2 separate regions of the Homo sapiens genome follow, and region 2 is linked to region 1. A link is an interaction called in ENCODE POLR2A ChIA-PET data of the cell type or tissue named here. Cell type or tissue: endothelial cell of umbilical vein. All regions are shown on one strand. Each heading gives the region's core, and the rest is flanking DNA. Links, peaks and the distances in the headings are about the cores only.

What was found. Peaks named below come from ENCODE experiments on the same cell type or tissue, not always from the same donor. Only the 100,000 strongest peaks of a DNase experiment are listed, where the experiment ranks them.
Region 2: POLR2A ChIA-PET joins it to region 1 with 6 read pairs; 1 of 35 experiments calls an interaction of 5 or more read pairs at or near these places.

Annotation. Positions count from the first base shown.
Region 1 is chr3:170,582,246-170,586,637 of GRCh38, forward strand. SLC7A14 (solute carrier family 7 member 14) reads right to left here and starts at 3,830. Exons shown (of 8, transcript NM_020949.3): 1 at 3,666-3,830. The region is part of intron 2 of SLC7A14-AS1 (SLC7A14 antisense RNA 1); the gene reads left to right. RefSeq lists a silencer at 2,315-2,609. In endothelial cell of umbilical vein, for the core only: no CTCF peak of the experiment used is centred there; a DNase peak (open chromatin) is centred at 2,496; H3K4me3 peaks cover 925 bases; H3K27me3 peaks cover 476 bases.
Region 2 is chr3:170,757,135-170,761,526 of GRCh38, forward strand. No RefSeq gene overlaps it. Among named protein-coding and RNA genes, the nearest start is that of RPL22L1, 110 kb to the right of the region's middle. In endothelial cell of umbilical vein, for the core only: no CTCF peak of the experiment used is centred there; a DNase peak (open chromatin) is centred at 2,577; H3K27ac peaks cover 733 bases.

The DNA.
Region 1 (4,392 bases), core at 135-4,134:
TTCCTAGTTCTTGGTTGCTGTGAGGGTGTGTTTAGTACTGTCTAAAGCAGCATTTTTCAACACAACTTTCTTAAATGATAAAAATTTTCTGATATCTGCCCTGTCCAACACAGTTGTCATTAGCCATATAGAGTTATTGAGCACTTGAAATATGACTAGTGTGACTGGGGGGCTAAATTTTTAATTTTAAAAAGTTTAATTAAAATTTAATTATAAATAGTTACATGTGGCTAGCAACTACCATGTTGGACAGAGCAGTTCTAGACAGTTTAAGGTTCTGGTTCACAGGGCCCAGAGCACCTCAGCAATAGCATTCTTGACAGATCACCTAGTGAAGGTACAATAGAAGTTATGTATTTAATTACAAATTATACCTTAATTGGCTCTAGAGAAGGTTTGAAGCAGAATGTTGACATTATCAATAAGAAGCCATATGGGAATTTTTAAATAAGAGATAACAAATGGGGAGAATATGTTTGGTAAATATTAAGAGATGAGAGAGCAAAACAGTGTCATTTGAACTGAATTTGAATTTCTAAATGCTATGTTTTGGAGCAGGATGGAACTATCAATTAAATACAAAAATCCAATTGATGAAGATGAGACTTTACTATGAGCTGGAAAGAGAAGAAAGAGGAAATGAACAGAACATCAGGTTCTGCTGTATGTTAGAGCGAACTAGAATCCTAGGACCATCTTTAGTGGAGCCACCTACTTGACAGAATTGTGATAATTCAGTAAAATGATTGATGAAATAACTTCACATAGTGCCTCACATATGATAAGCATTTCATAGATATTAGCACTTATAATGATCTTTATTTATAAAAATCCTTAGGTCTTATTAGGGCCTTTTCCCAGTCCCTATGAGAACATGGGCAGTTGCTTAGGGTAACCAATTTTGGGAAAATTATTTTTTGGGGAATAGGTCATAGAAGAGGAGATATAGACAAGATAGGGCAAGTAAAGAAATGACACACTACCATTCCCATTTGTGAATTGCTGCTTCAGAGAAAACTGTTACTGAGGAAGGTGGGTCATATCTCCCAGGTATGTTGGGTTAGACAACACTGGAATAGTAGGACCAGAGGGGAAAGAGCTGGAAGACAAAGGAGTTGGAAGAAAGGTAAGAGGAATGCTTGTATGTTAAGTGTTTGTATTTTTGGCATGTTGTTTAATTTAGTTCACTGATGCTGACGTTTAGTCAAAGATAATCAAAGAAAGCAGTATGGAAGAGTATTTCAGACACCATGAAATAGTGGGAAAGGCCCTGGGCCTGGAATCAAGTTAACTGGGTTCTAATTTTTCAATCATGTGACTTAGACTAATGACCATCTTTTGGTTTCCAAGTTTTCTTTCTTGTAAAACGATGGTGCTAAATGATATTCAAAGCTATTCTAGTTCTAAAATTCAACAGTATAATTCTAAATATGAAAGTACATGTGGACTCTAGTTCTCCAGACTTCCTGAAGCCCTGCTACTCTTTTAGAAAAGGCTGCTGGTTTAGTTCTCTAACTTGTTTCCATAATATTGGAGCTGAAGTTGTGTGAACAGTGGTATCTCAAGCAGCATGCAAAAGCAGTTGGGAGGGTGGGAGTGCATGACAGTGAGTGGGTGAACGGATTAAAGAGAAAAGGGTTGGAAGAGAGGAGAGTGTGTGAAAGAGAAGAGCAGGCCTCCCTCCTTTGTCATTCTCCTGCTATAATCTCCAATAACAGCTATTCAGAGCCAAATACCAAAATGAAGGCATGAAAATGGCTTGGACTTTGAGTTAAATAGATCTGATTTTGAATCCAATCTCTGGAATCAAGTTTCTGTTTCCTTCTCTGTGTGATACTTTTGGTTGGCAGCTATTGTGAAGTTTAAATGAAATATTATTACCCAGCAGATAGAGGTGTTCAGTACAAATAGGCCTCCCCAAATTGGCTCAATCCTTTCCCCATCTTGCCCATAATATAAAAGACTAGCTAAAGAAACAAACATACAGGGCTGCTTAGCGATCTTTATCTAGAGCATGTAAATAACATGCAGTGGGGAAAGAAGGGTTCTAAGAAGAGGAAAAAGCTACAACCATGAAGCCCCTCCTTTGTGTAGCCTAACAATTCTCTGATTCCTGAAAGCCACAGAAATGTTTATTATCAAAACAGCATCCCTAACTGCCTTTCAACACTTTACCGACAGGAAGTCTCACTGCTCAGGTATAGGAAGTAGAACGAGGAAGCTCCCGAAGTTAGCAAAACTGGATCCTGAAGTGACACCCGCTTCCTGCTCTTCCACTCAGGAAAGCCGGGAACCTTTTCCCAAGCGGAGTCCTGGGGAAGCAGAAAACCGGGAAAGGCAAAGCCCCTTCTTCTCCTGTTTCTCTAGGTCGCTTGCTTAGAACCCTTTAGGGTTCTAACGCAGTTTCTGCTCGCAGGGAATGTGGGCCCTGGCGGTATTAGCACCCAGCCTCTGAGAACTTTCAGCACCGCGGACAGCGCCATTCCCTGCACTCAGTCGGAGGAGGAGAGCTACCTTGCCCCCAGCGCTCTCCTAGACCCTATACCTAGGGGGAGGCAGGGTGACATCCTGCGGCCCTTGGGCAATTCGGGCCAGTGACGTTCACCGACACTCAGGCGGGGATCCCTTCGCCAGAGCCAGTTCCTTTGAGTGTCTCCGCTCAAAATCTCAAGGAAACGAGCTTCACACAGGTGGGGGGATGAGGAGTGCCAGAACAGGAGCGAGCCCCGCTGCTCTAGCCTTCCTGCATCTCTTCTCGCCTTTGCTTTGCTCACTCTTCAATCGCAATATAAAATACTCATTTGGGGAGGGGGCAGGGTGACACAGGAGAGAGAAGGAGGGTGGGGGCTGCATCCCGCGTGGCCACGCAGCCCTAACCTGGCCCTCTTGGATTAGAGGGGAGCTGATGTGCTTTGGAATGGGAGAAGAGAGGAGACTGAGGGTTGAAGCAGTGCAGGAGAGCTCCCCTTGCTGGGGCTGCCGGCTCTGGGCAGGGAGCTTCCCTGGACACCGCTCCCGTCACGTCCTCTTCGCCGCTCCCGGGAGAGTCACCACTCTCCGGGGACAGACGCCCCTCGGGGCGCCACCATCCTGGTCGGGGTGCTGGGCTCGGCGGGAGTCCCTTTGAGGAGTTTGCTCCCAGGTAAAAGGGCAGACGTTGCTCCCGACCTCCCCGGAGTCTGCGGCCGGAAAAGCGTCTCCGTTTCATGGTCTCGGTCCGAGGCGGAGAACGGAGCTGCCCGTGCGGGGTGCGCGCCAAGGCGGGGGACAGGACGGGCCCGGCGTCTGCCGAGACCTAGGCTGCCCGCATTCCGCTCGCGGCTCCCCTTCTGCCTCCCGCTCTAGCGGCGCCGGAGCCGCGCTGGCCCCCGCCCCGCCCGGCAGCTCCCGCGAGTCAGAGCCCGGTGCCCCCAGACCGCGGGCAGTCGGGGCCTCATTCCGGGCCAGAGCAGGAAAGAGCCCGACCCACCTCCTCGGTTCTTCCAGGGAACCCCTTCTCGGAGGGCGCCCTGGGCCTCCGCGCCATATTCCTGGTCCCCCGCTCCCGGTGACTCCGGCTCCCTGGGTCATTCCGGGAGAGGCGGCCATCCCAGTTGCAGGGGTCCCGCTGGGGCGCGGGGGGCGCGGAGGGGGACAAACGGCAGCGAAGGGGGCCGTTCACTTACCGGGGTCGGGGCTGGAGGCGACGAGCTGGCTGCCAAGGCTGGTGGCTGGCAGTCCGCACTTACTGCGCGGAGCTGTCTCTCTAGCTGGGATGGGAAGTGGTGGTGGCGGCAAAGGAAGGCAGGAGGCAGCCGCTGCTGCTGAACAGCTCCTCAATTATTCAGATTGGGCCCCCACCCCCCGAACCCCTCCCCGTGCCTGCTCGTCCTCCCTCCAGCTCGCCTGTCTCCGCCTCCTTGGAGTCACATGGCCTGCCCAACCCCTTACATACTGGGCCCAAGCCTGGCACCAGACCACCTCCCACCTGGCCCCCCTGCCTTCCCCTCTGTCTGCCGCTCACAACTCCTCGCTGGCCTTCTGAGCCTCCAGTTGTGACCTCCAGTGTCTTATGTCAGGCTGCAGGGAGGTTGAGGGGGCCGTGGATGGGGGCAGTTCTTTGCCCTGGGAAAGCAGGGACCAGCAGGACTCTGCAATGTCTGTGCGTTGGGAAGGCATCTGCCGCAGCTCTGCCCCTGCTAGACTGGGCTGTCCAGACCTCCTTCCTGCCCTCTGGAAGCTTCCCTCATCCTCTGCGGAGCCTTCGTTGCTCTTAAACTTCCACATCCCTGAGCCCTACAGGAAAGAAAAAATGAGAGAGGTTGATTTCTCCTCTCCTCCTAAAGAAGACAAGACCCACCTCTGTCTTCAAAGCTTAAGTTTATCGTTGGGTTCACAACATCTTATGGGTGC
Region 2 (4,392 bases), core at 104-4,103, 170 kb after region 1:
CAGGTTGACTGGGGCCCTTTGGATTAATTGCTGCAAATCTCCTGTTTTGTTTTTGTTTTTGTTTTTTTCTTTTTGAAAATTGGCCCATCTCTAAGTATAGTATGATTATCTAGCAGGAGTGACTCCATTCTGTTTTGGTCTTGTCTGGTGGCACTTAGTGCAGGAGCTTAGTCCAAAACAGTAGCCTCCCATATATTTTATTTAGCAATATAAACCACTTAAATAGTTCCTGGATGAATTAATGGCATTCACAGCAACCTGGATGGAGTTGGAGTCCATTATTCTAAATGTAGTAACTCAGGAATGGACAAGCAAATATCGTCTGTTCTCACTTATAAATGGGAGCTAAGCTATGAGGATGCAAAGGCATAAGAATGATGCATTAAGAACGGACTTTGGGGACTCAAGTGGAAGGATGCGGGGGTGAGGGACAAAAGACTACACATTGGGTACAGTGTACACTGCTCGGGGACAAGTGCACCAAAATCTCAGACAGAAATCACCACTAGAGAACTTACCCATGTAACCAAAAACCGACTGTTCCCCAAAAACGATTGAAATAAATTAAAATTTAAAAAAATACATGAAAAAAATAAAATGTGTGAAAAATAATAAAATAAAATAAATAGTTCCTTGTACTACATGAGCAGTGTATAATTGAACTGTGTATACAATGTACATGTGTATACAATGTGTATACAATGAACCGCTCGTAAGTGGAGGTAACAAAGCACTTATATTTGGTCTTTCAGGTACAAATCCCATATTTAGGCCTAAAGAAGCTTCAGGAGGTTTCCTGATACTCTGCTTCATATATCTCCTTGATCTAGCTTTTCTCCTATCTTTTATTGTTAATTTAGTTCAGCTTAGTTTTTAAATAGAAAAGTGATTCATGTTCACTAAAGAAAACGGTAATTTTTCAGAAAGAATAGAAACCTCCTTTAATTGCTTACGACTCAGAGGCAACCGCTTTACCATGTTTCCTTCTAATCTCTTTTAATACTTTTCTTATGCAATTGGCTGCATTTTCTTCACACATACAATGTTGTATCTGTTGTTAGTTAACATGCTGAGTGTTTTTGATGCCATTCAAATACTTCATAAGCATAACTTTTCATATCCACATAATATTCCGTCTTACAGATATGTGACTTATGTTTAGCTTCTGTCTATTGTCGTTCATTTACCATGTATATTTTCACTTCCAAACTGCCTTCTTTTATGCCTGAATATCTTGAAAATTGATTTTTTTCCTCACGTTTCCTCCTCCTTTTTTGCTCACTGACGTCTTTCTGATTTTCTCCCTCTCTTTATCCTGCTTCTCCCAGTCTCACCTTTATAAATTTACATTTATAACATGTTTTCCTAACATGAGTTTTGCATTTAAAAAGTGTTTTCTCACATTCATCACCTTATTTGGTGTCCACAATAACCCTCTGGAATAAGCAGGGGAAGTAGAAACTAAAATTCAGAGAAGTGATTTTCCCAAAGGCACTTAACCCAGATGACTCTTAATTCACTGTCTATACCAGACCACTCTATATGATGGTTCTTTTGGACATGTTTTTATTTTTATTCTTTATTTTTTGGACACATGTTCTTAAAAGCTACACAAGATTCATATAGGTTTAAAAAATAGCTTTTCATTGTTCATGTTTATAACATAGTTGATACATCTGGCATATAATAATCCTTATAGGTTCTACCAAAAGTTTAAAACATAAGGAATAATGAACTAATGGGCACCATCAAGCTCTGGCAAGGATCTCACAGGGGCATAAAATAGTTATGTGTGGTCTTTCACATCTTCTCAGCAGTTTCTCCAAATACTGCACTGCCTCAACATAGAATTCCCCACCATGCTTTTGAACTGACTCCACCCCCACCTTTTTTTTTTTTTTTTTTTTTGAGATGGAGTCCGCTCTGTTGCCCAGGCTGGAGTGCAGCGGCGCGATCTCAGCTCACTGCAAGCTCCGCCTCCCGGGTTCAAGCGATTCTCCTGCCTCAGCCTCCTGAGTAGCTGGGACTAAAGGTGTGCGCCACCACGCCCGGCTAATTTTTTTATTTTTAGTACAGACGGGGTTTCACCATGTTGGCCACAATAGTCTCAATCTCTTGACCTCGTGACCCGTCCGCCTCGGCCTCCCAAAGCGCTGGGATTACAGGTGTGAACCACCGTGCCCGGCTCACCCTTTTTTTTAAAGATAAACAAAATACTAATTTGCTAATGAGTATATTGGAGATTGTCTCCTGTGACCTCAGTCATATTAAATTCTCTCCCTGAAGGGGACTAATACTCCTCACAACCACCCCATTAGCCCTGTCTTCCCATGTTTAAAAATCAGCTTTGTTCAATTATGAGGTCAGGTTTCCCCTTTGTGCAGGTCTTCCTGAAACCAGCGGGCTTCCTGAGGAATGTGAAGAGAACCAGGTCACCTGGGATTTCTTCCTTCCTCAGAAGGTCTCCCCAAGTCAACATCGCCTCTGAATTTTCTATTTCCTTTTGGCAAATAAAAGAAAAAGTAAGTAAAACATCTTAGTCTATGCATGACCAAAGGTTAAACCTTTATTGCTTCATTTTGATTGTATCAGCTTTTCAGGACAATGTTTTCAAGGCCAGAGCTTATTTTAATAGCTGTAATAATACCAGTATTTTCTGATAATAATGGCAAACACTTTTTTTGGCAAGCACTTTTAGTGTTTGTTGTGGTTGTGTGCCAGGCATGGTTCTCAGCAGTTTTCACTAATTCATTTCATCTTCACAACAACCCTATAAGGTAAATTTTATTATCGCCCTTTCTACAGATTGGCAAATGAGGCACAAGTGGTTTGGCTTGCCCCTAAACTACATAGACAGCAAAAGACTGAGGGAGAATTTGGGGAAGACAGTCTTGCTCCAGTTCATGCTCTTATTCACGGCACTGTGCTGACCTCTCAGTCACCACGCTATTTACTTTACATACATTGTCTTATTTAATCTTCACACAGTGTATGTTTTATTATTTATCTCTATTTTACAGGTGAGGAATGAAGCTCAGTGGTGTTTAGCAGTTTGGCCAGATTCCACTCTGGCAAGCTCAGTGAGACAGAACCAATTTCCCTTTCTGTTTCTTTTAGTAGATAAAGCCATTGACCCAGCGATGAGGCAACTCAGAAAATGCTCAGAATACCAATCATAGGATCTCCCTAAAAATCAAGTGATGTGGTCAAGAAACAAAGCCTAAATAGAGCTTCTCTGCCACTCTGCTATGTGCTGCTGCATTTCTCCATAGAAATGTAACTTTCACCACCACCACACAAAGCTGAACCAGTTACCAGGGAGCTGGGAAGCAAGACAGATAGCAGGGAGACAGGGGAACACTTTAGGGTTAGGCCATTATTTTCAGATCAGGTAGAAGAGTAGAGATGGTTAGACACACTCAGAGATTCTTTGACTCTGACTTCAGGCAGGAAGTAAAATCCAGTCTAATCAGTTAATAAAAGGCATTCATCAAAGAGATTCAACCTCACACTGTTACTTCAACAGGCATCTTGCCCTTGTGGAAAAACAGGCTTAATTTCCAAATCATTTTAAGCTTGAATATTGGTGCAATGGGGAGCTTAATTTGGGAGGTAATGAGACCACCAAAGGAAATTAGAATGATTAACTGGGGCACAGTGAAAGCATGGAGCTGTTGGTAAAGGAAAATTGTATTTGTAGAGCTATGTGGTGGGGGGCAAGAGGCACAGATGAAGAGAACAAAGAGGGAGGAACGACTCCTGAGACTGGTAGCAGGAGAACAGAAGGCTCTTAGGAACAGAGGAAATTTTTTAAAAATACAACTTTATGAAATGGGATTGCAGAGTATTATTCAGTTAGCATCAGGTAGGGTTTCATGTGGCAACAACCACAGCTGGCAACACATTCTTTCAGAAGCACAGACCCTCTGGTGGTTTTATTGCACTCTAAGGGGTGTTGTTGAAAATAACAAGTTAGATTTCTTCATGAGGTCATTGGCACTGCATATACCTGGGCATGCATTATGGTTCTATCCATCCTAACTCGGCAAGCAGTGGGTTTGGAATTCAGTCCTATAACTTCCTTTCTGTAAGATTTCCTTCTAAGGTATCCTGCAGGAACGATTACTGGCAAGAAATATTGACCCTTTAATGTGTCAGAACTGAATCAGGCCCCATTCTTTACACAGGGTTAATCACCCAGTTCTCATGCTCTGCCCCAGAGAACTGAGGCTGCCACAGTGTCCATGCCAGGCTGCTCACTGGACACAGAATGAAAGACAGTGCATTACAAAACTTTCAGGTAAACGTACATCCTTGGACTTCTATGAAGAAACAACAGAATAACAGGAATAACATTTTTCCAGTGGCATACAGATTGTACTCTGAGGACTC